Regions from separate parts of the Mus musculus genome. Here regions 2, 3, 4, 5, 6 and 7 are each linked to region 1. A link is a loop called in an ENCODE intact Hi-C map of the cell type or tissue named here. Cell type or tissue: heart. All regions are shown on one strand. Links, peaks and the distances in the headings refer to the core of each region. The heading gives the core; the rest is flanking DNA.

Region 1 (4,319 bases), core at 159-4,158:
TTTCTGCCTTCCTTGTATGACTTCCAAAATTCCCTCAATCTCATCATTTTGGTACTTCTAGTTGTCTTCTCTAATCATGCTCAGCCTTGCTTTTGACTTCTAGCATTTACTGACGCTGTACTAAGTACTTAGGTGCACTTGGACCTGACCTCTCCAACAGCCCTACGACAATGGTACCTATGGAAACTGTGGAGGACAGAGTGGGGTGTCCATTGGCAGAGAATGAAGGAGCCAGGAGAAATCTCTATAAAGGAGGTGCCAATTCAATTGGTGCCTTCCTTTTTTGACCTGGGCAACAGACACTACTAGCAGACCACCATGTAAGAGCTGTTTTCCAGTGTTCTTTCATATCATGTGAATATTCCACAATCTCTCTCTAGATAATGAGTTCTTCAACTTAAAGTTTTGATGTGCCTCCTGCATGGACTATACTAGAAGTTTACTAAACATATGCACGGTGAAGACGATTCTGTAAATTTCAGAGGACGATAACATCAGCAAAAGGTCACATTTTCCTATCAAATCAAATACTACTCTACTGGACTGAAACCACTAGATCATAAAGAAATGCTCACTTTGTATTTTTTCTGCATGAATTCTGAATAAATTAGGTAACTTTTATAAATAAGATGTTACTAATTAACCAGCACAAAATATTACTTGAACATTCATTATTCTGGGTCATAACGTAAACTTGAAAGCAAAAAAAAAAAATTCTATCGTGGAGGAACTTAGACTGTGCAAACGGCACATGAAACAGGTGTCTCAATGTTCGCCCACACCATTGTTAAAGTTCCTGGGACAATAGATGAGAGGAAGAGCGTGAGTGTGTTCTCTAACATATTAAGCTGAAACAGAAGCAGGCTGCGTAATGAGAGGGCACAGAACTAACACAAATCAGTCACCGCTCTGCGCACACAGGGACCCTGACCTCAGTAAAGACACAAGAACAACCTCGTGGCTTTCTAGGAAAAGACCTTCCATAAACACCCGGAATGAGTGTCTTCCTTCTGTCTCGAAAGAGGCAACAGAACACAAAGGGCTTGGCACCTTGGGAAAGCCAGGCACTGCGCACGACACCACAGAGCAGAGCAGATGGGTGCTGAGATAGGACACACTCTGCCAGAGCTGCAGCTCAGAGGGCAGCAGCCTGCGAGCTCGTGGGAAAGTGAAGGCGCGGAGAGTGAACTCTGTAAACTGAACTGTCCTGTTCTCAGTCTGCTAAGTTGGAAAACTTTAGATTTGGTCAAGCCATCCTAGGTCAGCATGAGAAAGGAAAGGAAAGTAGGAAAGACGGTATGGTTAGCAGGCAAGATATTTTGGAAAGCAACACACGGTGAACTGGCAGGATTATGAAGCGCCTAAGAAGAAGCCATGTGATCAATAAAAAAGGGAGCAGGGTCAGCCTTCGGAAGACCAGTGATGTCCTGGCTCTCCTCATGAAGAGTGCGGGCTATAATGCTGTCCCTCCATCACCAGGGAAAGCCCTGTGTCCTGTCTCAGGCCCGTGTGCCTGAAAGGATGCACAACGTGGCCAGGCTCTGAAGAGCATTCACATTCCATCTTTGGGTGGGAAAGGTGCATAGTCCTGCTCCTCACCATGACATAGGCCAGCTGTTACAGGACTTTGTCTGGTGCATGTTAGGAGTAGACTATCAGAGGGGTTATTACTGCACTAGACTGGATAATGAGTAACCAGCATACATGGTTCTCTATGTCCTCAGGGAGACATTGTAAAAAGGGTAGTTATCTAGTGCTTTTTTGGGCAATGCCTCCCCCCCCCCCTTTTTTTTTTTCTGGGAAGCATTTCATCCCTTAGAAAGGATGCCAGGCTCATGTCTTCCCAGTGCCAGCACCGCCCCTCCTCACTCAGTCAGGCTGCACTGCAAATATGAAGAAAAGACTTTGTTGCTGGTTTCCCGTGGATCTTCTAATAAACCGTGCTGAGCTGGCTGGTGGCTTTGTTCAGCTGCTCAGACCCCCACCACCCAGTCGGTGCCAATTCTAAGAGCGTGCTCTTCTTGCTAAAGGCAGGCCAGGCCAGGAGAGGGAGCAAGAGAACACAAGATATTCCTATATCTGGGTCACAAGGAAAAGTCAGAGGGTGAGGTTGGAGAGGCAAACTGCCTCAAACAAACATGTAAAATTCAAACTGTGCTTTCCTGGGGGTGGGGAAGGGACTCTGAGCCTGTTGTTTGTCCATCACCTAGAGGATATTTTTTCTTAGCTGGTTACTGGAGGCTGGTTTTTAATGGTGACTGGATTGTACTGGAAGAGGATTTTATGAGTTGCCAACTTGACCAACAAGTAACCCCTTAAGACAGACAGACACTCTGTAGTTCTCCTGGCTCATTGTCACCACAAGGTACAGTGATTCTGGAGCGAAAGTGCCAAAGGAAGATATGTATGGATTAGGTTCATAGGCTGAGGTGTCACTCACCCAGGAAAGGCTATGTGTCCCCTACAGGGACAATGTGGGTGACAAATAACTTTACAAAGTAGAGTACAAATCACTTCCTTTAACAAATTCATTCCAGCCATCTTCTGTGGTTCCATTGTAGGGGTGGGGTGGGGCGGGGCAGTGTGTGTGTGTGTGTGTGTGTGTGTGTGTGTGTGTGTAGGGGCCGGGAGAGAGGGAGATATGCGCACATGTGCGTGCGCGCGCACACACACACACACACACACACACACACACACACACACACACCAAAAAAATGAAGAAAGAGTACCTCGCTAGTGAGGATCTGGACTAACGAGACAGGACAAGTCAGCAGATCTTACAAGCTAATAACAGGTAGGATGTAGTAAGAATAGAAAGCTGCTGGTGGAAGGGTATCTAACCCCGAGGGAGTGGTTCATAGGCTGCTGGAGCTGGCAGAAAGCAATGTGCAATGGCACAGGAGAGACTAGGGCACAGGGCTTGTGGGGCAGGACTCCGGCAGCAGGGGAGGAGGAACTATGACGCTGGAGAGGAGGGAGCAGACCCAAGACTGGAAAGGCCATTCTCAACCACAAAAGAGGTTGGCAGGCCATGGGGAGGCACTGCAGTGTGCCATGCAGGCGAGCATTAGGGAGATCACACTGACTGCATTTGGGGACCAGCCTAGGCAGGGACAAACCAGTTACGGAAGTCCAGGAGAGCTCCCACTGTGGTTGGAACACAGGCAGCACTGGAAGAACACAGGGAGGCCAGGAGGAGGAAGAGTTGGCAGTCGTAAGAACAACCTACCAGCCAGTTCAAGACCTTGGATGGCTAACGCAACTCCCCACTGCTCCTAGTTAACCAGAGTCACAACCTGGACACAGCACTTACGGAAATGAGTTCCAGCTGGAAACCATGTGGGCTATTTTTACCATGTAGTGGCTACAACAGGAAATATACAGAGATTCTCAAACAGCCAAGGCAGGCAGGTGATGGAAGACAGGGTGCAGTCCTGTAGCCTACAGATTTCTTGAAGGACCAGCCGTTAAGGTCAGTCACTCATTCTGTGCTCCAGGGACTGTCGGACACAGGAGCCGCACAAACAAATGAAGCAAAAGCTCCCATGGAACTCGAGGATCCCCCTCTTCCCTCTCTCAAAACTCCTGAGACAGGGTCTTACTGTTTAGCTCCGCTGCTGTGGGATGCTGGGTAAACCAGGCTGACCTCAGACTCAGGGAGACCCACTTGCTTCTGCCGCCCAGGTGATAAGATTAAAGCCATGTGTCATGAACCCGTTCTTAAACGAAAACATTATACAGATGAGCAGAATTTAGGCGAACTAGCACAGTGAGATGATATGTTGAAGGCAGCCATCGCCAGGGTTGAGAAGAAGGCAGGGGAGAGGCAGCTCTCCTGGGGCAGTCTGTGCCCCGGAAGCGTTTTCCACCAGCCGCTGTGTAGAATTTGACCTCCACACTGGGCTTTCTGTCTCATGCCTCCCTCTCCAAGGGAGGTGTACTGAATCCAGTAGGTCAGCCAGGGTGGTCTCCCATCTCAGGATGCTCTTGTCATAGCAGACCCCTAGCCATGTAGGGTGCCACCTGCATTGGCTTTAGGGACCAAGGACACAGGCAGCTCTGGGGTGTGTGTGGCCCTGCATAACACAATGATTACTGTCACATTCCTGAGGTGTCAGGTGTCTTTTGGGGGACCCTGACAGAAGTAGGTTTGTCTAAGTTTAGTTACCCAAAAAAGCAAGGTCTCCAGTAAGTGACCTGAATTGAAGAGAGGCATTTGTGGGTGAAATGAAAGAAACGTGGAGATGATTTATTCCAATTTCAGGTGTTTTCTCTTACCATTGTAAACTGCTCTTCAACTTCTTTTATTTTTTTTCTCA
Region 2 (4,319 bases), core at 71-4,070, 230 kb after region 1:
TCAGAGCGTCTGATCAGCAACACTGTGAGCGCTGTGCTTGTTCTAGTTGAAGCTGTTTCTGCATGCTGACTACTCCAGTTCACTGGTGACTAGCAACAGCAGGAATGTGAGAGCTCCGTTCCAGAATTACTGAAACCACCCAGGCAACTTAAATACATTTCCGTCTCAAAACATCGGCAAAATGTTCCAACTTTTAAAATGCTAACAAAATATGAGGAGCCATGGTGAAGTTGACCTACATTCTAGGGAGGCTGAGAAGGGGGCGGGGAAGGCTGCACTAGTGGAGTTCAGAATAAATGCAAGGTTGCGGGGATGCTGTCTATGAAGTCACTCCCTCGTCTCTCCATTTCCATTTCAGTGTCCATGTATTTCCTGATCTCTGCACTGTGTGCTTTCTTCCATTGGACGGATCGCACACTTAGATAACTTGGTCGTTTTTCTCTTAGGCAGACTTTCATTCTGCAAAACCGGGAGAATTCCTGCACTATTGTATATAAACTAATTCAAACTTTATGAATGAGCAGCGGGGACCGTTTCCACGGACTGTTTTAAAGGCCTGTGGTACCAAGAGTAAGCAAAACCGATCCATGAAGTTAATGCTGCTTCCCATAATGTAGAATCTGGTTCTTCTCACTGTCCAAATGCTAAAGGAGAAACTAGTGCCATGGTGGGGGTGCTGGCAGGGTGGGGGGAAACAATGCCTTCCTCAGCGTTTCAAAACCGTTCACATCAGCTTGAGCACGGAAGCCATAGGAAAAGCTCTGTTTTACCTACCGTAATTACGGTATACCTCACAGCAACTCTCCACATTATCCACTTTCCCCCCTCCACTCAACTTCTCTCAATGATCTCTGGAAACCATTAACCAAAAGTCCTGGTCCAATTTTCCTCTTCCCCCTCCTCTGTGTCCTCAGTCTTGCTGGCGTCCAGACAAAGCAAACTTGTATTACATCACAAAGCAAACTCATTTTTTTCTCTAAAGCAGCCCATTGGTCAGTTACCGCTACTGGAACCAACACTGTCACAGTGTGGTCTTTGTTACTGAGTGCTGCTTGTAAAAAATATATATATACATACATATAAGTTTCCCAGTACTGCTTTCCTCTGCTAAAAAGAGGAAGCGTCTAGCCGGGTTCCACCCATGCAGTAAACTAGACATTACCTTATATACAAGAGCCTCTATGGCATTCCTCGGGCACTGACTGCTGCAGAATTCCTGCACTAGGCTGCACGCTGCAGGCCACAAGCTTCCCTGGCTCACTCACCCTCCTTTCTGCTTTGGCTGCTCTACTCTATCTATCTATCTATCTATCTATCTATCTATCTATCTATCTATCTATCTATCTATCTATCTTTCTTTCTTTCTTTCTTTCTTTCTCTCTCTCTCTCTCTCTCTCTCTCTCTCTTTCTTTCTTTCTTTCTTTTTTTCTCTCCTTCCTTCTTTCTGTCTCATTTCCACTGCCTCACTGTGTTTTTGTGTAAATGCTCTCTCTCACATGACTCAACAAATCCATCTGCCCGAAGCAGGCCAAGTCTGGAGCCCTCCCAGGAGGGAGGAGAAGAATTGCTTTGTGGAAAGGACTTGGAGCGCTGCCCTTCCTCTGGCTCGAATTACCCGCCTGTCAGGCCTGACGGATCTGGCTAAAAATAAAAGGAAGCGGGCTGTGAAAAGCAGATGAATGGGCTCAGCAGCTCCTCAGATAACACAGACCTGCTGTTGCCCAGAGCTTCCCAAACAGAAACTTCAAATGTGCGACCTCTGAGTGCAGCTATGTGGCTTCCAGGTGATCATGCTGTCTGACCCACCAGAGTGGTGTCGCAGCCTGGATTTTGATTTTAGCACCCCCCCCAACCTCAGTGTGTGTGTGTGTGTGTGTGTGTGTGTGTGTGTGTGTGTGTGTGTGTGTGTTAGAAAGAAAGAGAAATAGGAAGAGAAGGGGAAATAAAGTCTCGTACAAAAAGGTTCTCAGAGCACAGCTGAATTCAGTGGAGTGATGGCTTCTCACGTTTTAAAACAATATTGTTTCCACTACAAAATTCTCCTCCACACCAGACATTTTCAGTCTCCCGATGATGTCACTCCTCCATTCAGAGCCAGCAAAGAGTTAACAGTCCTTCTTGTAAGTGTATGGCCAGCGCCTGCAGTGGGTATTAAGCACTTAGGTTTGCCATGTAATGACACACTGTAACAATCTGTAATATGAAACATCAGCAAAGCTCTGGCTCTGAGGCTCGCTCTCCCCACCATTAGCCATATGTTTGGCTCCTCAGATAGCCAAGCGGGTGTTCCAGCATGCCATCTGGTTTCTATCCACACAGGCAACTGCAAAGCAAGGGCTGTACCCCTCTGGAGCTGTGTGTTTCTTATCCCTGTCCTCCCCTTTCCCCCCTCCCAGCTCCTTGGTTCCCTTGCAAGAGAATTCTCTGCCATTCATCACATGCAAAGAAAATGTTACCTGACCTGGCAGCAGTGGAGCCATTAAGAATGCACAGCTGAACTGTAAACACGCCAGAGGGTCCTTTACAGAATCTCCTCAAGTCAGTCTCCCCCCCCCCACACACACACATTCTCTACTCCTTCCTCATCCCCTATGACTGCAGACACTTGATCCAGCATGTTAAAAATAGGTACATTCTTGATAGAACCAGAGTTTGCTGTGGTGCCCTTCACAGTCACTTCACATACTGACAGGAAGGCTTTAACTCACACATGTGTGAGTGCGCACTCGCTCGCACACACACACACACACACACAGGCAAACGCATGTTTGTCTCAACATTCAATTAGCTTGGTGTCAGTGTCACACAGGATGACACACCCCTGACTCACTTCAGGAATCAATCCCTCCTGCTCCTAGGTATTCGACTGCTATTGTTTAATTTTCTGATGGTTCTTTCCACTTCAAGACACGAAACAGGGAGACAGATGAGGCAGGCACTCTGGAACAGGAGCTCGCAGCCATTTTCAGGCAACTGATGACTGACCGAAGAATGCCTTCTTCCTTCTGCATTTTCCAGGGGTGAAAGCACACAGCAAAAATAATCTCCCTCCTCTTGCCTGAACCCCTGATGCCGGGATTACAAATGTGTTATGTGTGTTATGCTGGGTGATGTGGTGCTGCGGATCAAACCTAGGGCTTTGTTCATGCTAGATAAGTACTCTGCCAACATAGCTGCTTCCCCAGGCCTGCACTTTAACAGCATGCAGAAATGGTACATGCTGTTGGAACTGATAGGATTTTCCTAGAGCTTCGCCTTCACAGGATTTGAAGCACTCTATACTCTTTTAACTGCATATTGGGGTATCTGATATACATAAAAATTGTCTCCTTGTTTCTGTAGAAATTGCAATTCATTTTGCTGCATTAAGAGATCATTAATTAGGGATTAATATTTGCCACATCTTATTTAAAACGCTGGTTTCTTACATACGAAAAAACGAAAGAAAGACTATCATTAGAAAGTGACTCACCAGAATGTCAGATTGTCCCACATGGTAGACTGGAGAGGATCTGTCAGGGAGTTCTGTTTATTCAGTCTAACAAGGGTGCCAGGAAGGCCACTAACTATGCAAACTTCTTAAGCCCACTGCCTTTGTGGATCCATACTTTCGTAATCACAATATACGCTGCATTAGCTAACAGAGCCATTAAGATTCTGTTTTTGCAGGTTTTAGAGAATGATGCCAAAGAGAACTTGTAATTTAGAAAGCTTTAGGAAATAACCCAGATGATTAGCCCAAATATATATAAAATATATATTATAAGTAATATATATTATAGTACAACAGTATGCATATATTATTTTAATATGCTCTGTCTTAATATACAAATTATTAATGAGATATTTTACATTTTACACTGGCTCTTGAAATAATATGGACTGTTCACATATAGCATCTACCAATGTGCACTAGTCTTAATTCCAGGACTTTGGCTACCTGTGGATAGTGGTGACTGCTGGGCAGCAGAGATACAGATTTTATACACAGTATAGGTCAAAGGATGTACAGATGTTTTCTCATAAGCAATAGCACAAGATCCAAGTGTAGGAGAGGGAGGCTGAGTCTGGGAAATGGATTTAAGCTGCTTGCACAGTCAATGCCAAGAATGAGGAAAAGGTTATAGCTTAGGGCCAGGACAGGAAAAATAGGGTGGCCTGAAAGAGTCAACCAAAGGATATTTCTAGAAATAAATCAGGGGGAAAAAAGACTTGTCACTTAGAGAGATGAAAGAAAGGGAAATGTCCAATAGGGATGTGGTTATTTGTTGTTGTTGGTGGTGGTAGTGGTAGGTTGTCTCTCTGTGTGTCTGCGTATC
Region 3 (4,319 bases), core at 86-4,085, 300 kb after region 1:
TGTGTGCTATCTGAGCAAGAGAGGGCAGAGCAGTGTGCAGATGCCCGGTCCTGGCCTCGGAGGCTGTTCTTCACTCCATCCCATGATCCTACATCCCGCCCCCCCCCCCCGTGCCCCCAGAGAATCAGCAAGGTGCTAATTTACCTAAGCACTGGCTCACTCATTCAACAGTCAGGCCAGCCTTTGAAGCAAACCAGAAACTAAGTCTCTGAAATCCGATGGAGGTTTAAAACCAAGAGCAGTGTCGCTTGAGAGACCAAGGGTCTCTTTCTTCCTTGTTAAGACTGGATCCATACCAGAGATGCTAAGCAAGAGCTAATCCAAGTGAAATCAAACTGCTCCCAGCAAAACTGATTGGCCTGGGCCCTTCTGTTGGCATCGAAGGAGGCTGCATCACAGATTCAGAGGAATAGAGTTCCCAGTCACTAATGAATTACTGCATCCCATTGGCTGGGCTGACCATGGGCACAGAAGTGCAGGGCTGGCTTGAGAGAGATTTGAACGTGAACCTGACCATCTGGCACCCTGTAACTCACTTTGATCACAAAATGAATTGCAACAAATTGAAGAGCACATGGCTCGAGTTAATTGTCTCATCTGTAATCTGAACCTACTTTTAAGCACTTATTATTACCCTCCATCAGGTGGAAACATTTCCTCCCATCACGGCAAAGTGCATTTTCCTGATGAACTGTAATGGATCATTAAATTCCATATCTGAATAACAATACTTTGCACTTATTCGGTGCCTTTCATCCTGGGATTTCAAGGCAGTTTGCAAATAATTAAGCCCCTCACACAGCAGCCAGAGGTGAGTGGCTGGAAGGGAATTGCCTGAAGATTCTGAGTCAAAGGGCATAATTCAATGGAAAGAGAATACACCGCAGCCTCCCAGGCAGCCTCCCAGACACCGGTAGCACTGAAAGTAAATTAGGGGCTATTTGATTCCCTCCGACTCTTTCTGCCTCACTCTTGCTCGGTGGCAGATTCTGACACACAACACACAAAGCACTAAGAACTACCTACCAGGGGTGCTTACAATCTAGCTAGGACACTTAGACATCATACACCTGAGGAGGAAAACAGATCTGTACGAACTGACATTCCAACCCCCTTGATAGTCAAAGAATTTATTCAAACATTTAGATTACCATGTGGCAAACCTGAAGCCCTTTAAAATACAAAATGTAAATATTAACCAAACTATTTTATGGTGGCAGATCTCGTTTCTGGACCCTACCCACCTTCATTTGAATGACTTTGGGTTTCAAACATAGCAATTAGTGCCAAAGTGGGTGATCAATAGTTTTAAAGTACAGAACAGGAGAAGCCATACAAAGTTTTGTGGTGATTATAAGCGCCTGGAAAACTGAATTACAATAGAGACACTGACAGAACGTTCACTGGAACAGTTTGGCTGCAACACTGTGAATTGGCAAGACTAATTCTAACAAGATGTCTTTTTTTTTTCCACCACGTTTATTACCTGCAAGAATGAAAAGGGCCGACCACTGGCAAGCTGTTAGAGGCTCAGGATGGGATGACCTCACATTTTAAGCAAGTCGCCCGCTGCCTTGCAGAAATAGCCATCTCTTCAAGAGGAGGGGCATAAGGCAGTTCAAGCTTAGCTTTTCTAGTCAGCCTGAGCTTTAGCGGCACAATTTCCTACATGATACATTTTAATGATCTGAGAAAACCGTTATCAGAGTTAACATCTCTAATTTTACTCTTAAACAGACAAAAGCAAAAAGAAAAAAGAAAAAAAAAGATCTCATTAGGCAGTATCTCCGCCAAGGTTCCCACTAGGCTAGGAAGCATTTTTATCTAAAGTAATTACCCTTTTTAGTTAAATACACTCAGCAGATGAAATTAACAGAGTGAGAGACTATGACACTAGACAGCGAAGGTGAAAATCCAGGAACGCGTCGCCTGGCCGCCCACAAGCCCGCTGCAAGTCGCAGTTGGGTCTCTGGGGTGGGACGCTCCAGCCCCTCTCGTTCCAGGAGGCAGCGACAGCAGTGGCTGGACCCGCGGAATGCGAGGAGCATCTTGTTGGGTCACACACAAAACCACCCGGACCACAGCCTGGCAGGAACTTCGCCCAAGTTGCCAAACTTGCATGAATACAAGAGGAGGCTGGGGAGATTCAATGTGCCCACGACCCCGGGGGCCTGGGATGTGCGGCTCTTCAGACACGCGCCGCCCTGCGGGCTTCCTCTAAGTTCCGCAAATCCTCGCCCAGCCCAGATGCTGAATCAAGTCCTCTCTCGCGGGCACCTGGGGTAGTCCATGAGCGCCGCCCGCCGCCCTCTCGGTGCCGCTCGCTCCTGAACACCCGGTGGGTGGGTGAACTGCGAGGGCCGCGGTGCGGGGAGGTGCAGCGAGTTGTCCCTTCCTTAAACTCGACTCTTGGGTGGAGCCCTGGGGATTGAGAGACTTGCACACAGGTGTGGATGTGTGTTCTAGGGCCTTGGGGAGAAGGCGGTTACAAGGTGTCCCCTCTTGGAAGCCCTGAGCTCCCCTGGGCACGTCTGCGCCCGAGGACCGGGGCTGCCTCTTTCTAGCGCCCGGCGCGGTCATCCGAGCCACCCTGCGGCGGCTGACAGCTGAGCGCACAGCCACAGAGCCGCAGGGCCACAGAGCCGCGGTCTTCGCGGAACGGCCGCGCGCGGGGGTGCGGTGGGCAGGGAGGGACCAGGCCACCCGGAATGGCCGGAGCGCGGGCTGGGGCCGGAGGCAGGGCCATGGGTCTGACAGCTGCTGCGGCTCCGGCGGCGCTGCTCTCCCCACCCGCCCTCCCGCCCCACGACTGACTTATTACCCTCGGCTCCTCCTCCCCCTGCTGTTCCAAAACACCCGGCGACGCGAGCAAAATACAATGCCGCCTCGCCCGCCGTAAACAGGCAGGCGGGAGAGCGCGCCCCGCCGCCGCGTCCTCCGCTCGGCTCCCACCCCTTTCCCGTTCCTAGAAAATGCCATAAGGCGGCCGTGGGCGGGGAGCGGCCGTTCGCCCTCCGGACTCGCTGCCCGCCGCGGCCCCACGCCGCCCGCTGCCCCGCTCGCCCGCTCCCCGTGCAAACTTGCCCCGCTGCGTCGCCTCGGCCCCGCGGCCCGGTCGGGCACTCACCTTCCCGGGAACTTTCGTCCCCCTGCGCCGGTCCTGCCCGCGTCTTCCCAGCCCGCAGCCCCCTCCCGGCCGCCGGCGTGGTGGGCGGTCCTGGGGTCACTGAGAGCAGGCGGAGGGGATGCGCATCACATGGCAGCTCGCTCGCTCGCAGCCCCCCGAGTCCGGGAAGGGGGAGGGGAGCGGCGCGCGCGGCGGGGGCGACGGGGGAGAGGGGGGACGCGGGCCGCGAGGGAGGGGCGGCGGGCGAAGCGGGGCGCAGGGGCGACCGCAGCCCGGTGCGCGGCCGCGGGGCTGGCTGCTGAGGCGGCGGCGGCGGGGCTGCTGGCTGCGCCGCGCGGCTCGCGCTCTCCCGGAACGCCCACACTCTCAATCGCTACATTGTTGACATTCGGCGCTGACGTCACCCGCTCCCCATTCACAATAACTTTACGGGAGCGGGGCAGCGCACCTCCCCGGCCGCTGGGGCGCGGTACGCCGGGTGACTGGCGTAAGCTTCTCGGCGAATGGCGCTCTCGGGGCTCCGGCTCCGGCTGGCGGGCGCGCGCTTCGCCGGCTGGCTCGGGGAGGGGGCGCGCCTCTCGCCGCCGCGGACGCCGGGCTCCAGGCTTTGTGCGGGCCGCGCGGCCCGAAGAGCCCTGTCTTCCCCGCCCGGATGACTTCCTAGCTCCGCCTCTCTTTGCCCGGGCCTTGAAAGTCAGGGCTTGTGGGGCTAGTGGGGTTGGGAGAGCTGCGAAGGCCAGTGTGGCACGTGGGGAGGTCGCCAGAGCCATGGGCACTTCATCAAAGGGAAAGCCGACCTGGAACCTGACATTCCGCGGCCGACTACAGCTTCCCTGAAGGAGCTGGACAAGATGAGCCATGAACCCTGGAAAGCTGAATCAGGCCCCCTTTTATGGGAAGTGGGCCTTGAGAAGAGCAGCTCCCTACCCAAGAAGAGTTCTTTAAAGGCCTACCCAATGGAGGGGGACCTCCAGCCACCAAGAGCTATATATTTCCCAGTCTAAAAGATCTTAGAGTTTCTTTCCATCTCCTTAACCTCAACTTCCACTGAGTTTCCACAGCTGTCACTTGCTTGCCCCTCTGAATGCTGTCAGGTTGCTGTTGCCCCTTTAAGCCACCATAGGCTTGGTGTCAGGTAGTTGAAAATTTAAAGAAAGTAATTAGGACTTAGGTTGAAGGTACATTTGCAATA
Region 4 (4,319 bases), core at 74-4,073, 150 kb after region 1:
GGACTCAGGTCCTCCTTCCTGCCCTGCACTATGCCTGAGCACTTGAGGAGACGCTGTCTCTAAAGACGCAAGCACTTCGTAGCCTGCCTTTAAGCATCTGTCCTTGGTGGTGAGTACAGACCACCAGCATTTGGGGGTTTGAGAAGCCAGGCCATGCACACGCATCTCATTTTGCATGGGGTTTCTCACACTTTTGCAGTTGCTAAAGCTTTCCCAATAATTTTAATCTGTGTGATTATGTGATACTTGAAAATAACAACTAATTGATTTTTTTCCACCTCAAATTCCCTATCAATGATCACAGAGCTGAATACCCCCTTTATACAGCTAGTGGCCACCTGTGTTTCTCTGTGAACTGATTTTTTTTTTGTTCTTTTTGCTTGTCGCCTGTCTAATGTTAATAGCTATAGGAGAAGCTGTATTAACTCGAGATTTAGAAATTCAGTTTAATCACAATGAAAAGACACGAAGATGGGGTGGGGGAGGGGAAGCAAGGAAAATTAAATGTTCCCCCCAAAAAAGGAGGATAATCAAAAGATTAGTTTGTGTGTTTATTTATAGACACTGGGTACAGCAATCCAGTGATTAGGCAAATTAATGCAGCTGTGTGGGATCGCGGCGCTGGGATCAGCCCCCACGTCCTTTTCAGATGATGCCACCTGTCATTTAAGTATTTTGCATTTGCCTTTTATGTTCCATACATTTCATGATGATTCTTACTTGAAAACACTCTCAGTTAACTCGTTGAGGGCTCTAACACGTTTCCACCTCTTTCTCTCTTCTACAGTCAGGAATGGAGTGAACCGAGCACAGCCCAGACTGAGAGGAGGATGGGACGTTTGCCTCAGAAGACCACTCCTCTCCACATGCCCATCTCTTAGGAAAGAGGAAAGGTCTACTCTTCCACTGCGTAGCAAACTGGATCCCTGCCAACATCGTTTGACAAAGTAAGAGCAAGATGTCGTGTGCTGGCTTGAGAGCAGGAGCCTGTGCAGCCAGTCCCTGCCCCTGCCTCGGGATGCACTCAGTCCTTACTGCCCTCAGAGAGCCCAATCCTGTCATGTCCCAGAGTCACAAGATCATATCTGGCACATATGACCCATGTCACCAGTGAGTGTTTGGGGTCTTCCCTGAGGGCTCCTGGAAATAAATGATGCTGAAGAAGACCCAATCCATTTACCCCCTGTGTCCCCTCGGGACCTATAGGTCTCCCCTGTTTCTGGAGTATGATGTGTGCCCAGTGAAAGCACTGTACCAGGTGAGGAGGCAGTCTCTAGCCTCTGCTGTGTGGTCTGTGAGCTACAAACAGGTTTAACATGTCTATAATGCACGTCAGGCAACTGAGGAAATGTAAAGCATGAAGAAAGGGACTTTAGGAACAAAACAGGAGGGTGACTGTATCCAGCAGGTTTAACATAAACACAGGAAACCCACGCCTCTGCAGCTGGGCCGGCTAACACACCTACCGTAGCTTCTAGACGGAGGATGGTATATTTAAGTTTTTTGTTTTTCTTTTTTGTAGATGTGAAAGGAACGGACAGCTCTGTACAGATCTCAAAATGAGGGTCAGAGTCACGGATGCTCATCACTGGCGTGTCGTAGAATGCTTTGGGAGCTGCTATGTGTCACAGAGCATGCTGGAGAGAAAGTGCTGGTCTGGTTTGGCTAGTCACCCCAATATCTAGATGGCAGACAGAGTAGAGAGAAAATGGAGATCCCTAAACAAACAGAAACACAGAGCTACCTATAGGTACACACAGAGCTCCATCAGGTGTTAAGTCAAGAGAGAGACTGTTTTAACTGTGTGGATGAAGCTCAGCAGAATACGCAAGGCTACTGCCACAAAATGTAAAAAACCCATAGGCTCTCTTTCAAATCAGTATTGGACACAGTATGTGTCTTTGTATCTTGCTCCATGTGGTGGCTCTCTAATCAATTAGGGACAAAAAAAAAAAAAACACCTCAAGGTGGCCCACAAGTTCTAGAGCCAATTCTCAAACAGCAAGAAGTGTCCAAATGCCCAGAGGCACAGGCCGACTCAGCTGCACACATTCCAAATCCTCCCATTTCTTGTGGTCAATAGAAGAAAGGAAACCGCCGAAAGATAAGCAACAGGAGTGGCGGTGACTTTCTGTTCCTTGTATTTCAGCCAGCTTCCTGTGTGTGTGTGTGTGTGTGTGTGTGTGTGTGTGTGTGTGTGTATGCGCCCGCTGCTCTGCCTCACTCCCCCCTCACGGGGGTGGGGGTGGGGGACAGCAAGCTGTTGACAACTCCTACTGTACAGAGTTGTTCATGCTGCAAAAGTGTTTACTGCTCACAAGTGACTCTCAAAATTAATTCACAGCAGCAACACCAGAGGAAAGCTTTGACAGACCGTCTTATGTGTTGACACAGTTATAAGTTGTTGGATTAAAAAAAGCAACACACTTTCCCTCTTTTCCAGCCCAGACCCACCCAAATTGCTCCAAATAGAGAGCAGGAACCATGTCTGATTTGCAAATACCATCCTGTAAGTGGCTGCTTCTGGCTCTGGGGTTTGTGGCTTCGGGCATCAGAAGGATGTGGCCCTCACTTCTGAGGTGGAAAAGACTAAAGTTTGTTCACCTCAGCCTCCTTCGGAGGTCAGGGAAGCCATTTTCCCTTCAACAGCTCTTCTCCCCTGGGCAAGCCTCAGGCAGCAGGTGGGAAAGAGGGATAGGGCTCGATGTTAAACCTCAGCAGACACAGGGCCACCACAACAGCCCCCACCCCACCCCTCCCCACACAATACACTTCCCTCTTCCTTTCAGAAACAGCAATCCACTCCTGGCAATGGCTTCAGGGAGTCTGGGGAGACGGGCTTTGCTTGCTCCGAAATAATTTACAGTAAAAATAAAATCAGAAAGAATGTGGTGTGATTTAACCAACTCAAGCTACTGAAGATAATTAGAGTAAAAGAAAGGGGCAGGGGGATGGCAACTTTGGCCTAACCGGGCCCTTGGCAAGGCTCAGCTGCTGGCTGTACTGTGGAGGTTCTGGGCTTCAACAGCTCCCACTACGCAGCATCCTCTCCAGGAAGGAGTCCAAAGGCCTCGGAAACTAAGATTTTTATTAAACACAGCGAGTGTGCTTCCCGGTCAGAAACTGCTAGTCCCTGCGCATCTCACTAGTGCAAGAACTTTCTCCAGTTGATCATGACTGCCAGTAGAGTGGATTGAGAGGCCATCCCAGGGGACACTGACCAGGCATTTCACTGGCCTCTCCTCCTTCCCAGACACGCCCCTTTTAGCCACGGTCCACAGGTACAGGAGGAGTTCTTCTGCCTGTACCTCTAGGCCTGCCTGAGTCTCAGCAATTACTTCTGCATTGGCCCGTGAGCTCCTGGAGAACGGAATGTGGCTTTAAACCTGCCCCATTTTTTATGGGGAATTTAGTTCTTTTTTTCTTACATATGAGCCTACCTTTCAAATTTATGGCCATTCTGAAAGGTAAACTAAAGTTTATAAAGTTTCCAGTCATATCCAGTGTGACTGGAAAACAGCATTTGTGGCACTGGCTCCTCTGCAGAGACAAGGGACTTCCAGGAAGAGGTCAATGGGAATGTCAAGGGCACACGCACAAGAGCCAGCTGCTTCGGCACGTAACTAAAAACCCCAATCTCATCACTGCTATGCCGGCCAAGCAAAGTGATCGCTCTCCACCCAGCATGGAAAGACAGCTTCCTCCCTCCCGCCAATGCGGTCATGCTAAGAGGACACTGCCCTTGCCCATGCTGTGCACAACCACATCCAGGCTTGTTTTGTTTGGATGACGGCACTAGCTAATGCGAAGTAAAGGGAGACACCCAGCAGTGGGAATCCGGCAGCAGAAAGAATGAATGCACAGAAGATGCGGATGATAAGAGAAATTACCTAAGTCTCAGACATACTACCTAGTCAACGAAAAGAACCATGCTTCTCTTCTGGGTAGCCTTGCTTCGTACGGCCAGCAAGAGAATGGTATGTGTGGTGTTATGTACATCAGCTGGACCCACTTTTCATCCATTTCCCCATCTAAGGCAGCATGCTATAGACTTGTCCAGGGCCCCTGAACAGAGTTTTCCAATCTGACAGAAGTATTAGATTACGTGTGCTTACATATCAGCCATACTTGCCCCTTTCCTCAAGTACCCATTGGGGTGCCCTTCGAGGTCTTCCTAACTTCTCTCTCTCTGGTTCTTCTGTGTCTTAAAGCCAGCAACCTTCACGTTCTGTTTTCGCCACATTGCCACAGATCACCCCCAGGAACACATGCCCAACGACCATCTCCAGCTCAACCCGCACAGCCACCATTTCTCTTTC
Region 5 (4,319 bases), core at 143-4,142, 110 kb after region 1:
TGTTTGTTTTTGTTTTTGTTTTTCGAGACAGGATTTCTCTGTATAGCCCTGGCAGTCCTGGAACTCACTTTGTAGACCAGGCTAGCCTCGAACTCAGAAATATGCCTGCCTCTGCCTCCCGAGTGCTGGGATTAAAGGCGTGTGTCACCACACCTGGCTGTTCAAACTGAACTCCCAACATTTATGTTTACATCCACAGATTAGCGTTGCTCTAAGCCTTGTTCAGAGAAGCTTCTATTCACATGGGTGACAGTTAACGCAGGGACCCATCACTGGTCAATGTGCTGAGAACGAGTGATTGTTGAATGTTCAGCTAAGTGGGAGATGTGTATCAATCCCTCTGAAGCCCAGAGAATGCCAAGAAAGAGGAAGCAGAAAGAAAGTAAGAGTTGGAAGATGCCAAGAGTACTATAGGTGTTGTCTAGGGGACAGGACATGGCCATCGCACCTATGGACTCAAAGCAGCAGTGGCTGCCCTCGTAGAGCTGGGCCCACCAGTTAGTTCTCCATCATGGATCCGAGAGAGGCTCATAAGGCCTCGCCACTCTCAAAGGAGATGTAATAAGCTAAAGGATACAGAGAGATGGCAATCATATTCCTCTGTGAATGAGCCTGGCACACTGCTCTTGTGCAAGCAAATGACCTCACTCATGTTCACCTCTAATTAAATGCAGTGCGTCTTACACGCACACAAAAGCATGAAAGCAGGAGGGGGGCCTGAGGAGAAGAAGGGATTTGGTGATGGGAGAAGGCATTAAGAGAGGGTTAACTGGGGAGGGAGGGCAGTTGAGCAAAGAACACTATATACATGTATAAAATTATAAAAGAATAAATTTAAAGATGCTTCTTAGAGGAGATAACATTCAAAATAGGAGTCAGGCAGGTGGAGAGAGCACACAATCTTCCCAGGCAGATGGAAAGGGTTTGGCAAAGACGAGCGGGGATGAGAAAATATGGTGGCACTGCTTTTACTTGTTGGTTCGTTCTCTCGGTTCTCCTGGACTTAACTTTGGGATCTTCTTCTGTCGGGCATGGGCACGTTGCAGTCACTTCTGAGAGAAGTCTGCGCTGTGTGGAGCTGACAGTCCTGTGTAACTTTTACTTGTGCAATTGCACACTAAGTGACAAACGCTGGACCGGAGAGTGAGTGTCAGACCTACTCTGTGCTACCTGGATGCATGCCCACTGCAGTAAACGTCACCTTAGGCACTGGATGGTGGTGAAGAGGGATTCAGAGTCATAACCCAATGCTCTGTGGGGCTGGAGGTCCACTTTTATGGCGGTCCTGTCCCTCTATTCAGCTGGATCTGACATAGAGAAATTCAGGATTTTCCAAAAGTGGGTCAAAGGCAAAGCCATCTCAGGAGCGTTCCCCCCACCCCCCCAGCTTGGAGAACGTCAGGCTTGGAGCCTCCCCTTTGTGTTCTGAGAGCTGCACAATGGGATAAAGCATGTTCAGTCATTTCCCTGCGCCTGCCCCTTCTCCGCCTGCCCCTTCTCTGCCTGCCCCTCTGCAGTCAGTCAAGCCCACCTGTTATATGAAAGAGTGAACGTGTGTTCACTCTGCCTTTAAGCCTCTGACAGGTGAACAGAGAAAAACACCTCTTAGTGGAGGGAACAGAACTTTCGGTAAAGAACCCTAAACATCCCTCCAGAAAGTCCCAAACAGCCCTGAAAAGTGAGACTAAAACTACTAAAAGCTGACAGAGGGTAGCAAGCATTTCTTCCAACCCACATTTGTCCTTCTAAAAAAAGCCAACTAACTACTGAAAAAAAAATCCCCCAAATGTATGAAATCTAACATCATTATCATATTTCCTGTCCTCACGTAGCTTATAAAAATGTGTCTGAGCTTCTCCCTGGCTCCTTTACAAGGATGAGAAAGAATAAAAAGGAAGTGCCACAGATGGCGGGCGGGAGGGAGGGAGGGAGGGAGGGGGCACTTCCAAGCTCTCCGTAATTTGTCTCCGAGGTAATTTATCTTGCTTGGGTGAGATTTCGGATTTTCTCAGATGTGCCAGTGGCTGGTGCCTCATGAGCCATGCCCCCGAGGCGCTTTCAGGTGATGAGAAATGTTTACTGCTATTTCTGTTGTTTCTCAAAGAGATCACCTTGGCTTCTCTCCGACCCTCCCCAAAGTGACTCTGCAAGGATCTGATCTGATCCTGATTTAGAGCTGACAGGTGGTACATGCATAATTAAAGATGACCTAACACAGAATGCGCTCACTCCTGGCATATTATCAGACACTTAAGCAAAGCAATTATCAGGAGGCGATCCTTCCTGTCAACAGAGATAGAGATGAAACATTTCTTCAATTAGGAGGATTCTGCAATGGTGCTGTATACAGTGATCTGCAAACACATCAAATTGGCAATTTTAATAGTTTAATCCTACATTTATATCGTGACAGAACACCTCTGGCCAGTCAACATATGCACCGCGCCCTCCACCATCACGGAAAGTCATATATTCAACATCAAAACGGAAACAATTCCAGGGTTCTGCCAGAGATACTGGTGTGAGCTAACAAGGGTATATGTCTATATACCAAGCCTCCCTTAAAGGCTCAATGCAAAAACAAAACCAAAAAATATTAAATTAAATGAATCCAAACGAAACTAAATTCAAAGCAGGGCTCCTCTTTTCCCATGCTTCAACAGTGACAAGGTGTTCCGAGGATTATTATCAAGCCTCAGAGCCTCATTAGGAATCTAAGCAACCGAAGGGATCCCTTTTTTCATTTGGAAGAAATAAATATTATTCAAAGAATGAAGAGGGGTGGGCGAGCTGCTCAATATGGGGCCTGGTAGCAGCCCTAACAATGTGAGTTCAATCCCCATGACATACAGGAGAAGGACACAACTGACTCCTGCAAGTTGTCTTCTGACCTCGCTATACGTGTTCAGTGACATGTGCATGTGTGTGCACAACACACACACACACACACACACACACAAAATATAAAAAGAAAATTCAAAGAAAGAAGGCTTTTACCAAACAGATGGAGTTTCTACTTCAGGTAAGGAGGGGAGGGGGAGGGGACTGCAATTCAATGGAGCACTGTGATTTCTATAAATTACAGTGTGTATTTTATATAAAGGAACACACTTTAGCGTTCCTTAGGACAGAAACTGCTTGGATGCTATTGTGAGACAAGTGACTTTCCTCTCCTAAATGGCTGTCAAGAAGGTATTGAAACCCGTGCAGAAACTGCCTTCCCCGAGACAGAGGACTTCACAATGTCTGCAGTGCATAGTTCACCACATCTCACAAGAGGGCTTATTGTTTAAATGCTTTCGTCCTTAGGTCACCTCTGAACAATGACTTCACTGTCCTCTGGAACATGGCTATGGGCTCTGGTGGGGGACTCTGTTGTTTGCATTCTTTTTCTCATCTGCAGCAGTGGGAGCCCAGGAACACAGCAGTGCAAGGCAGCAGTGGTCAGCTGCCAACACTGGCGTGACAATGTGGGTAAGTTGCTGCCGTGGACAGGCTGACTTCTGACGATGAATCCAGGTCTGCAGCAAGCGCTGCTAATGCAGACTTCAGAGGACAGCTGAGGAGTAGGTGAGCCATCACGGCAACAGGACTCACTGCCTTGCAAGATGCGCCTGACTCAGAAGCCAGTCCATTCAGAATATGAGGGAAGAAAACACCAGGCGTCCTTGGGGAAAACAGAATCAGGTGGCAGGTAGAGGGATCGTTCCTTAATGGAGCTTCAGCAGGACAAAAAGCCCAGCCTCGTTATAGTTCTGGGAACTAAGAATAGCTTCTGAATGAGTGCTCGCAATCCTCCACAGACCCGTTCCTCCTTAGGAGAGCCCCCTGCTCCCTTTCCAATTTGGACGCAAGAAGAAGAAGGAGGAGGAGGAAGAGGAGGAGGAGGAGGAGGAGGAGGAGGAAGAAGAAGAAGAAGAAGAAGAAGAAGAACAACAACAACAACAACAACAACAACAACAACACTGGTAGGGCAGTTGGAACAAAGGAGGCTCTTCAGAATGGAGGGAGGCTCCAAACATTTTAGATGCTGTCAAAGCTCTTTCACCAGGGTTCAGCTCACAGGAGCTCAGAGCTGTAGTTCGGGTAGCAGGCTGTCATGGAGAAGCCAGGGGAAAAACGTCACGTAGTAACTTTGTAGTAAACACCAAGACACACATACAATTCCCCTACTGATGTTGTGGAGCACACAAGTGAAATGCGATGGAAACGGGGACATGCCAGTGCAGGCGAGGCTGACTTCCCACGGCTGATGAGTAAGCGCTCAGTGAGCTCAGGCTTCACATGGACACCGTGTGAAGCTTTTACGCAGATGTCAC
Region 6 (4,319 bases), core at 80-4,079, 290 kb after region 1:
CCTTTCCTGGAGAAAGCTTCTCCAGGCTAGCAAGAGGCTCTGTCTCAGCCCCTGCTCAGCTTTCCCTGCGCCAGCTCAGCAGCTTTGCATCATCGTCTGGGAGTCTAGGATGATCTGATCAACTCCCGTCCACAAAAGGAAGTTTATGTAGCGACCTCAGAAAAAACAGCATTTCACACTTTCTGACGAAAAACCCAAACCGGAGCTATGTAAACAAAACAGGCAGAGGGAGTCAGCTAAGTCAGGTGACAGCATCTTCCTGACCCCAGGCTAGGCGCTTTGTTTTTGTTTTCACATCAATAGCCAGCAACAGATATAAACAAAGGCTGTGGTCACCAGGGGACGACTTCACTTGCTAGTCACACCCCCTTACTGGCCCTGCCTCCTGTTTCTGCTGCCCACAGAGGGAGAAATGGGCCAAGTGTCTGTAATGCCAAGGAAGTCCACTTCAAGTTTTAAAAAGTCCTTGAGGGGGTGCTAAGTCGTTAACAGCAGAATCTCTCCTTACCCATTTGTCTGGGTTTGAAGATTCCCAAAACAATAAAGTGAAAGCCAATTCTTCCAGAAATGAGGTTGTGCCCTATGCTGTCCCTGTAGAGGCAGACATGTGCCTGCTTTTCCTACCAGCCAGAGGCTGTGCTGGGGAGACAGAGGGAAGAAGAACCCAGCCAGTTCACAGTGATCACAGACCCAATGACAGCCGACCTCCCACCCTCCCCAGGCCATGCTGGTCCTAAGCACCGCAGGCAGAGCAGCCAAGGGAGCCCCACAGCCCCGGCACATGAGTCAGCAAGGGGACTGCTGACTGCGCAGCACTGTGGCATGTACAATGCAGGGTGCAACAAAACCGGGACACACAAGAATCTCTGCACGCATGCACGCGCACGCGCGTGCGCGCGCACACACACACACAGACACACACACACACACAGACACAGAGACACACACACAGATACAGAGACACAGACACACACACACAGACACACACACACACACACAGACACACACACACAGACACACACACACACAGACACACATACACAGACACACACACACACAGACACACACACACAGAGACACACACACACAGAGACACAGACACACACACACACCACCGCCGCCCACTTATTACTTTCCTCTGTTAGAACAAAACATGCAGATAATCTACACCCTGGCTCAAAAATAAGTAATGACCAGTAATAATCAGGAGTGGTAATAAAAAAATTTAAAAAAAAAACAACTCACTCTCCGTGTTTCAATGTGTGGAACAGCTGCATTCAAATCTCCTGAGCCAGTTAATTTTAACTGGCTTTAATTTTAACTAGATTTAACTGCTTTTCCTCTCCTCTGACAAATCAAAATAGCTGCCCTATCGACCACAAGAACCGGTAACCGAAGCACAGTTCCTGTTTTTCGGAAGAGACTTGCATTCAAAGCCACATAGGAGGTGTTTAACATATGTGGGAATTGAAGTGTTGAATGAGGGAGACTGAAACTCAGACACGAACTCAGGCCCCATTGGCGGCTTGTACAGGACCATCTCATGCCAGACTCTGACCCACGTGCCTTCAGTTCTGCTCTCTCATTTAACACAGAATCCCAAAGTCCACGTGGAAGGTCTGGAACTCAGAACGCATTTCCTCAAAGCCAAGTGCAATGTGCCCATCAGGGGGCATCTCAGGACAGACCACAGACCACTCCAGCTTAAAAGTGTGCACTGGAGGTTGTATAACTTACAAGTGGGAAATACTACTGCAACAACGGCTCCAAGAAGAATGAAGACAGCCCCCAGCCCCACCCCCAACCAACCGAGTCTGGGAAAATGTCTAATTAGCAGAGAATGAAGGACCAAGTCTACTACGAGACTTCCGCACAAAGGGAAAAGAAAAGTATTGATAGTTATTCTCAATTTTAGTCCCAGGAGGAAGAGGATGAAGGGAGGAGGAGAACAAAGAAGAGAAGAGAAGAGCTGGTGACTAGGGAGAAGAGGTTGAGGTAAGGAGGAGAGAGAGCAGGAAGAAGGGGGAGGAGAAGGACTCAGGAAGAGTTGAAAAAAGGAAGAGAAGGAAAGGGTTCTGAGAGCTGTGGAGTCGGGGAAGGGACGATGGAGGTATATTTACCCTCAGGAACTAGAGCGCACTCTCCACTGAACTACCCTTGGGCAGAAAAGCCTCTCCACACCCTATATCACGGATGAGAAAGACCGAGTCCAGCACAGTTCCAGAGGCTGGCACTAGATGGCGCCACCAACTCAACATAGCATGGTTGCTGGAGGGGTAGCAAGCAACTCTGACTTCATCCCCCAGGAGTTGTTTACCAGGCAAGGGCTTTATCTAAAACAAGCACTGCTCCCTTAACCAGTCAGCCTCTCTTCATGTCCAGAGAGCACCACTGTGCTAACAGAAGAGGTCAAACCAATTCTGAAATAATTTCCTCAGTCCATTTTTATCAATGAAACTGGGGGGAGGGGAGTGAAGAGGATGGTGGAAGAAGTTGGGTGCACGGCCTCCCCTCACCATAATATTCATGAATTCAAGGATAATTTCAGAGGATGTTTGCCATTAACTGACAAAAATCCCAAACCCTTGGCCACGTTGTTTCCCCCTTGAAGATGAGTTTAAATGTCACATGACACACCTGTGACAGGCAGAAGAATTCAAATCCAGCGTCTCACAGGTGAAGCTCCCAGAATAACAGATCGTGGCAAATCAGCCATGTTTTACATCTTCATTTTACTGTGGTTGTGTCCTCTGATCAGCCTGTCTCCACTTCCTGCCGGTGCTGAGCTCCTGACGAGACCCCCTCACTCACCATGGCACAGAGACCATCAGCTGATCACCACAGTGGAACATTCCAGGCTTCCTCTCTTGCATACTTCTTTGCCTGTCTCTCGCTCAAATGCTGACATCTCACCGAAGTAGTGCACTGGGTATGCTGAGCAACCAATTTCCTCCTAAAACGCTATTTATACAATCCCTTTCTGATACTGGCTTGAGGTCAGAAGGGCAGGAACTGGCTATCACACCAGGTGGCCAAAGGCAACAGAGTGTAACCTGGAAGTGGCTGCAAGAGGATTCTGGGAACTGATGGCAACATGCCTGCCTAGCTTCCTTACAATTCTGATAAGGACTGCTGTCCCCAACGCTCGTCATCCCATGGAATGTGTGCGAAGGAAGGGTTAATTTGAAATGTGTCTACATTTTCCTCTCACTGAATGGTAATAATATCTTTCACAGATAATTTCTCTTTTTTTCCCTTCAGTTTGACTCTTCAGGGTTTATTCATTTGCATAATATGGAATCTTGAACCCATATAGATATTCTACAAATCAATGTGAGTAATTCTCCCACTAAATCAGCAGCTTTAATTTAAGCTCATCATTGTTTGCATAGAAATCTTCATGCACTCATCTGCCTGATTTTTTTAATCACTTAAAACCTCCAACACTGACACACTAAGTATCTCCGCATTTAGCTATCTCCAAATTTTGAACTCATTGCTAAAAAGAAATGAGCCACAGTACATTCATACGCTCTATTATTTCCCAAACTGAGCCTTTCCCGTGCACTTAAGGTTCAGCCAGCCCCAAGAATGCCTCTTGACTGAAGTGTCAATTTGCTGTCCAGTCCAGGCAGAGTGGCGCTGAGTAAGCACACAGCCGTGACCCTCACAAACCCCAGGTAACTGGGACACTTGCCAAGCAGAGTCCTTCAAACCCATTCAGATCTCCAGCTCAAAGTTGCAACATGCTAATCTGGCAAGATAATCTCTTCCTGAAACTGCCTCGAATGGGGACAAAGGTCACTACTTTCTCTGTCACTGCTTGCTAACATTCCCAATTAGGAACGCTAATGGAATTGGTCGTGAATGCCATTCTTCCTCTAGTGTAGAGTGCTCCCAGGGTAGAGTGCTCCCAGGATTAGAGGAATCATTGCTTACAATTTTTATCCTCTTCTCTCACCAAAAAACCTCAAATAGCAAATTCTTCAGCCATCAAGAGGCCGGAGTGTGAAGAACAGAGTTAAAATCTGAGGATGGAGAAACAGGATCCATGTTCCACCTCTTTATCTTTGGCTCTCCTGTGTTATCACTTTTACTTTCAGATGCTTAAATGCTTACTAGGTCAGATCCGAGGAACACAGTTATTAGAAAGTGAATCACGAGGCTGCCTGGAGATACACATTCAATTCAGGTTCCCAGAGAAATTGTTTTTTTTTTTTTTTCAAGTTTGTCTTTTGGATAGATGTCAAGTCAAGAAAACAGCCAGTATTTCAGAGTGAGCTGCCTAAATGTCCACTCCTGATATCAGCAACGGAGGT
Region 7 (4,319 bases), core at 182-4,181, 200 kb after region 1:
GGAAGTGTTTGCATCATCTCACTGAGCTGCTCAGCTCTGGACCAACACCTTTCTTTTTCCTATCTTAAGTCAAGTAGAAAGGTGAATGTCTGGTGGACCCCTGCACACACAGCTTGCTTCCTCCTCTCTAACATGCACCTCTCTCATCTCTGCTTGGGAAGACCCTCTATATTCTTGAAGGCAAAGCTCAACGACAGCTTCTCTGTCAAGGCTTCCTTGCTTCTCCAAGTCCACCTGCCTCACCTTCAGTTTGATCACTCAGGATTCTTTCTCTTACCATGTCTTGTCTTTGGTTGGGGCTAAGATACTGACCACCCACTGGGCTCCTGGTTCCATGCACAAATGAGACTGAAATCGTGAAAGTGGTAAATTTAACTGTAAATTTAACTGTAGTTTTAAGATTCAGACACACACAATCTCAGAAGCCACCGTCTGAGAAGCCCCCGCCACTATATAACATGTACCTAACCCCGTACCAGGAAAGATGATACACATCACACGGGCGTCTTGTCTTCCCCGTAGCAGTAACCACACCCGAAGTACACATTCAGATGAACCTTCGTCTCCTGTTGCATTGTCCCATTATATTTTATTAAAGTGGGGCCTTGCTATGCAGCCCAAGCTGGCCTTGAACTTACGACCTTCCTAACCCCCCTCAGTGCTAGCATCCGATGTCCAAGCCCAGACGTTTACGTGAGATTATTTATAGAAAAATCGAATGGCTTAGGTTGACATTTATGTTTATAGCTATACAATTCTGTAATGTCACTCAGTGAACTTGGTGCCTCAACTCTGCGATCCCCAAAGTGGCTGACTATGAACCTAATAGGTTAAGCATGATCTGTGACGTTTCTGATAGTCCTAGTAACGTACAGATCCCTGATCCTCAAGCGTACACTCAACAGAAGAAGAAGTTTTAACAAAAATCGACTACTCTTGACAGAAACAGTGGACTCCGGGTCATTGCCCATCCTCACTGCCTGCAGGGAAAGCCTCACTGCATGCGGAAGGTGAGTCCAGACAGGGGCTGTATGATGGGCAACTCGGACAGACCACCCGATTACTGCTGGAGACCTGCTCTAGGGCTCTGGGAGCTGCCTGCAATCAAGGATGTTTGACTGAGTTCTGTTAACTGTCAAGATTTAATAGGCAGAGCTAGTTAATAAGGGCTGGCTGGATCTCTCACCAGCCCTTGCATCATGCCCGCAGCCAGCAGCCACATGCTTTATGGCGTCGCATGGGAGTTGCAATGGTGCTCATGAGAGACTAAACTCAGGGTGGTTTGAAGAGGAATGAGTAAGCATCCTCAGCCATGCATACAGGGCAGCTGAAGCCGTCTCTGTGTTTCTCAGACGCACGGTGAAGGCTGTCAATTTATTCCTCACCAGCATAGGCCGAGCCAATATCTCTTCCCTAAAGTTCTAAGCAGCTCGCACCATGTGTTACATGAAGCTGAGTGCCATGACTCACAGACACGGTATTCACAGTGAACAAGGTAATAGTTTAGAAAGTGCCGGCAGGATAGCCCGATTAACTCCTGCTTGGAGGGAACTCTGTAAATAGAAGAGATGTGCAGAACATTCTACCTTCCTTGATGCTCCTCTGTCCTAGCGTGCTATGGCCTTGCACGTGCAAATTCCCTCTTTAGATTCCCAGGTAAAGGGGCTGTTGTTTGTGCTTTGAAGAAAACAAGGCAGACTTTGGCAAGGAAACAGAATTCTAGCAAGGATGCTCAACCTCACCCAAGATTCCTATACAACCTGATTCTGCCATCCCGCCCTGTACCGCCCTTCACCTTCCCCATCACGCAGACGGGTCCAAGGACAGACGCAGCAGTAAGAGGAGCGTGTACCTGGGGGAGCACATGAACAGGTGAAGCTTTGTGAAGTGGAGGCTTTCTTTCTAACTGACCTCTGTTCAAGTCCTAGCCAAGGCACACCCACCCTTCAGGAGACCAGGGATGGTCTCTGTCATTCCGTGGAAGGAAGGCTGCTGAGGGTCTGCGAGATACAGAGCTGAACCTTGAAACGAGGTAAGGCTAAGGGGGTGGAGAGGATGGCAGCCTCTCTAAGCTGCTTTCGTATACTGCAGTTACTGGTTAGCCACTCATCTGTGTGTATGAACATAAGCAGGCAGGTGATTAGCCAGTGGCCATCTGTGGTTAGGGCCCTATACAGTGATTCCTGTGGAGACTGAAAGGGTTAAGCACCTGAGTCGTCACCAGAAGCTGAAAGTCCGGGTATGAATGGTATGCAGCTGGGCAGTTGTCCAAAGGCTCCGTATCAGGAAGACGGCGATAAACAAGTGTGTGTGTGCTCGGGGCCTGATAAGTCAATGGGGGCAGAGAAAGCGGTGCAGCCACCCAGCCTGAGGAAATATGCAGCGGGCTGGGCTTCCACTTTAGGTGAACAATAGCTCTGTATCGGAAGCAGGTCTGAGGGTTCGCACACCCTCAGGATGGTCTTTGACGTCCTGTACAGTAAATGACTGTTGCAGGGGACTGAAAGCTGGCCATCAACTCCAGCATATAAAACCATGAGAATGGGACTCTAAAATTCTCAACACAAAAACAGGCTATGAAGAAAGCACATGGGAAAATTACACATATAGGTCTCAATTGCATAAAATACATGAGTATATTTAAAAGGACACATTAAATGAGCTGAAAATTTTAACACCATAGAATTTTCTCTGGTGGTGAAATTATGTGATTTTTTTCTTTTATTACATTTATTTCACTTTCCTGTTTTTTTTTCTAAAGTAAATGCATACTACTTTGATGGCAAAGAAAAGAAGGAAGTTCTTTAAATAAATTAAAACAAAATCCCTGAATGAAGGGTTATCTGCTGATGGATTGATTACCTGGCATGAAGTAGGACCATTCATGTTTATAAACTATTACAATGCACTGGCCTTTATGTCTGCAAGCTTTAGTATCTTCTGCCGTGCAGTATAAACTTCCTGAAAGCAAAGACTGAAGATTCTGTGTACTGTTGGGCTCAATTTAAAAACTGCAGACAGGACATTACATTATGACAACTTCATCAATACACTCGGTTCTTTGTCACTCCGGTAACCAACTTTGAAAATTCCTGTGTGACGCAGCTTTCCCTCCACCCTTAAAATAACACTATAGTAATGGCTTTTCTTTTCTTTTTCTTTTTGGCAAAAAAATATCCTGAGAAATTGCTCCCCTGCTGTATTTAAAGCAGAAAGGAAGAGGGCTACCCCACCCACCTCCGTGCTGACACATTAGCTAACAGCTTTATTTATCACTGCACTCCTGGCTGCCCCAGCCCCTAGAATAGAAAGTAAAGTAGACACAAACTGAGCTCAGCTCCAGCATACATGTAGCTCTGGAGCTATAACCATCCAGGGCTTCCGTCTGCAGCCTTCTCCAGGTGCTCCAAGTCTTAGTGATCCTCCGAGAGAACATCTACTCTAACTTCTGAACTTACTCTCAAATATACTTTGCAGCTTTTGCTTGATTTTACCATAATGCTCATAAAAGGTTAGAAATTACTATTTAGAGGCAGTGTTCTTACTAGAAACTTAAGAGATAGCAAGAATGACAGAAATTAATAGTCCCTTGTAAGGTGTCACAAAACAGGCAGGAGGGCAAATGTGCAGTCCCAGTTTGCTCATTATGAAACATAGAAGCTAGATTTTTAGAGTCATGACCTAGCCAAGTTCTCTGTCCATTCCTACGGCAGTGGCTAATACCTGCTGCAGTGGCGACCTTATCAAGTGCTCTCACTTACAAGGTTCAAGGGTTAAGTGCTCAATGTACACGGTGTCTCTATTAGTACTTTAGGGAGGCTGGGTTAAGGGAACGTCTAGAGACTTTGGTGTTAGAGCTGGGATGGAGTTCTCAGATACACACTGTCCCCGTTAAGGACCAGCTGACTGAAGGGGCATGGGGTGGGCGTGGTTACTAAGTGTGAAATCAAAGCAATAGGTACAATTACATTGTTTTTAACTTGAGTCTGTTTCATACATATAGCTGGCCTTCCTCTACATTAAGAACATGGTCCTGTAAACAAACAAACAAACAAAAATCATTAATCCTTCTGGAGGGAAAAAAAAACACAATTGGAGGAGAGCTAAGGTCCCCTTAAATAACAGCTCAAGTCCGTGGTGAGCACCGCCGTCTGAAGGCTTGGGTGTGGCCACCTGAGAGACACAGAGAAACTTAAGAGGCAAATGTACCGACAATAGAGTCTGTCTGTGGAAAGCACCTTCTGTTCTGACAGGAAGAATCTGTCACAGTGAAAATAGATCGGGTCAACAGCATCTGAGGGATACATGAGTGGGGTTCC

What was found. Peaks named below come from ENCODE experiments on the same cell type or tissue, not always from the same donor. Only the 100,000 strongest peaks of a DNase experiment are listed, where the experiment ranks them.
Region 2: a loop joins it to region 1, with 2.4 times the contacts of the local background. A loop is called at or near these places in 7 of 42 quality-filtered maps.
Region 3: a loop joins it to region 1, with 5 times the contacts of the local background. A loop is called at or near these places in 17 of 42 quality-filtered maps.
Region 4: a loop joins it to region 1, with 2.0 times the contacts of the local background. A loop is called at or near these places in 4 of 42 quality-filtered maps.
Region 5: a loop joins it to region 1, with 2.0 times the contacts of the local background. A loop is called at or near these places in 6 of 42 quality-filtered maps.
Region 6: a loop joins it to region 1, with 3 times the contacts of the local background. A loop is called at or near these places in 17 of 42 quality-filtered maps.
Region 7: it touches region 1 in a loop (5-fold over the local background); 2 of 42 quality-filtered maps call a loop at or near these places.

The regions. Positions count from the first base shown.
Region 1 is chr4:32,535,978-32,540,296 of GRCm38, reverse strand. All of the region lies in intron 2 of Bach2 (BTB and CNC homology, basic leucine zipper transcription factor 2), which reads right to left. Among named protein-coding and RNA genes, the nearest start is that of Bach2os, 34 kb to the left of the region's middle. In heart, for the core only: CTCF peaks have their summits at 2,033 (motif pointing right) and 3,052; a DNase peak (open chromatin) is centred at 2,026; H3K27ac peaks cover 2,288 bases.
Region 2 is chr4:32,301,184-32,305,502 of GRCm38, reverse strand. It overlaps a transcript of Bach2 not described here. Among named protein-coding and RNA genes, the nearest start is that of n-TGccc3, 73 kb to the right of the region's middle. RefSeq lists an enhancer at 93-3,600. In heart, for the core only: no CTCF peak of the experiment used is centred there; DNase peaks (open chromatin) are centred at 1,662 and 2,292; H3K4me3 peaks cover 1,645 bases; H3K27ac peaks cover 3,524 bases.
Region 3 is chr4:32,237,898-32,242,216 of GRCm38, reverse strand. It overlaps a transcript of Bach2 not described here. Among named protein-coding and RNA genes, the nearest start is that of n-TGccc3, 9.8 kb to the right of the region's middle. In heart, for the core only: CTCF peaks have their summits at 2,273 and 3,578; DNase peaks (open chromatin) are centred at 2,236, 2,726, 3,196 and 3,586; H3K4me3 peaks cover 2,798 bases; H3K27ac peaks cover 3,037 bases.
Region 4 is chr4:32,385,896-32,390,214 of GRCm38, reverse strand. It overlaps a transcript of Bach2 not described here. Among named protein-coding and RNA genes, the nearest start is that of Bach2, 29 kb to the left of the region's middle. In heart, for the core only: no CTCF peak of the experiment used is centred there; DNase peaks (open chromatin) are centred at 2,144, 3,114 and 3,694; H3K27ac peaks cover 3,180 bases.
Region 5 is chr4:32,430,224-32,434,542 of GRCm38, reverse strand. All of the region lies in intron 1 of Bach2 (BTB and CNC homology, basic leucine zipper transcription factor 2), which reads right to left. Among named protein-coding and RNA genes, the nearest start is that of Bach2, 15 kb to the right of the region's middle. In heart, for the core only: no CTCF peak of the experiment used is centred there; no DNase peak of the experiment used is centred there; H3K4me3 peaks cover 554 bases; H3K27ac peaks cover 943 bases.
Region 6 is chr4:32,246,381-32,250,699 of GRCm38, reverse strand. It overlaps a transcript of Bach2 not described here. Among named protein-coding and RNA genes, the nearest start is that of n-TGccc3, 18 kb to the right of the region's middle. In heart, for the core only: a CTCF peak has its summit at 2,229 (motif pointing right); DNase peaks (open chromatin) are centred at 309, 739 and 2,239; H3K4me3 peaks cover 1,177 bases; H3K27ac peaks cover 2,699 bases.
Region 7 is chr4:32,335,803-32,340,121 of GRCm38, reverse strand. It overlaps a transcript of Bach2 not described here. Among named protein-coding and RNA genes, the nearest start is that of Bach2, 79 kb to the left of the region's middle. In heart, for the core only: no CTCF peak of the experiment used is centred there; DNase peaks (open chromatin) are centred at 2,341 and 3,241; H3K4me3 peaks cover 1,430 bases; H3K27ac peaks cover 3,454 bases.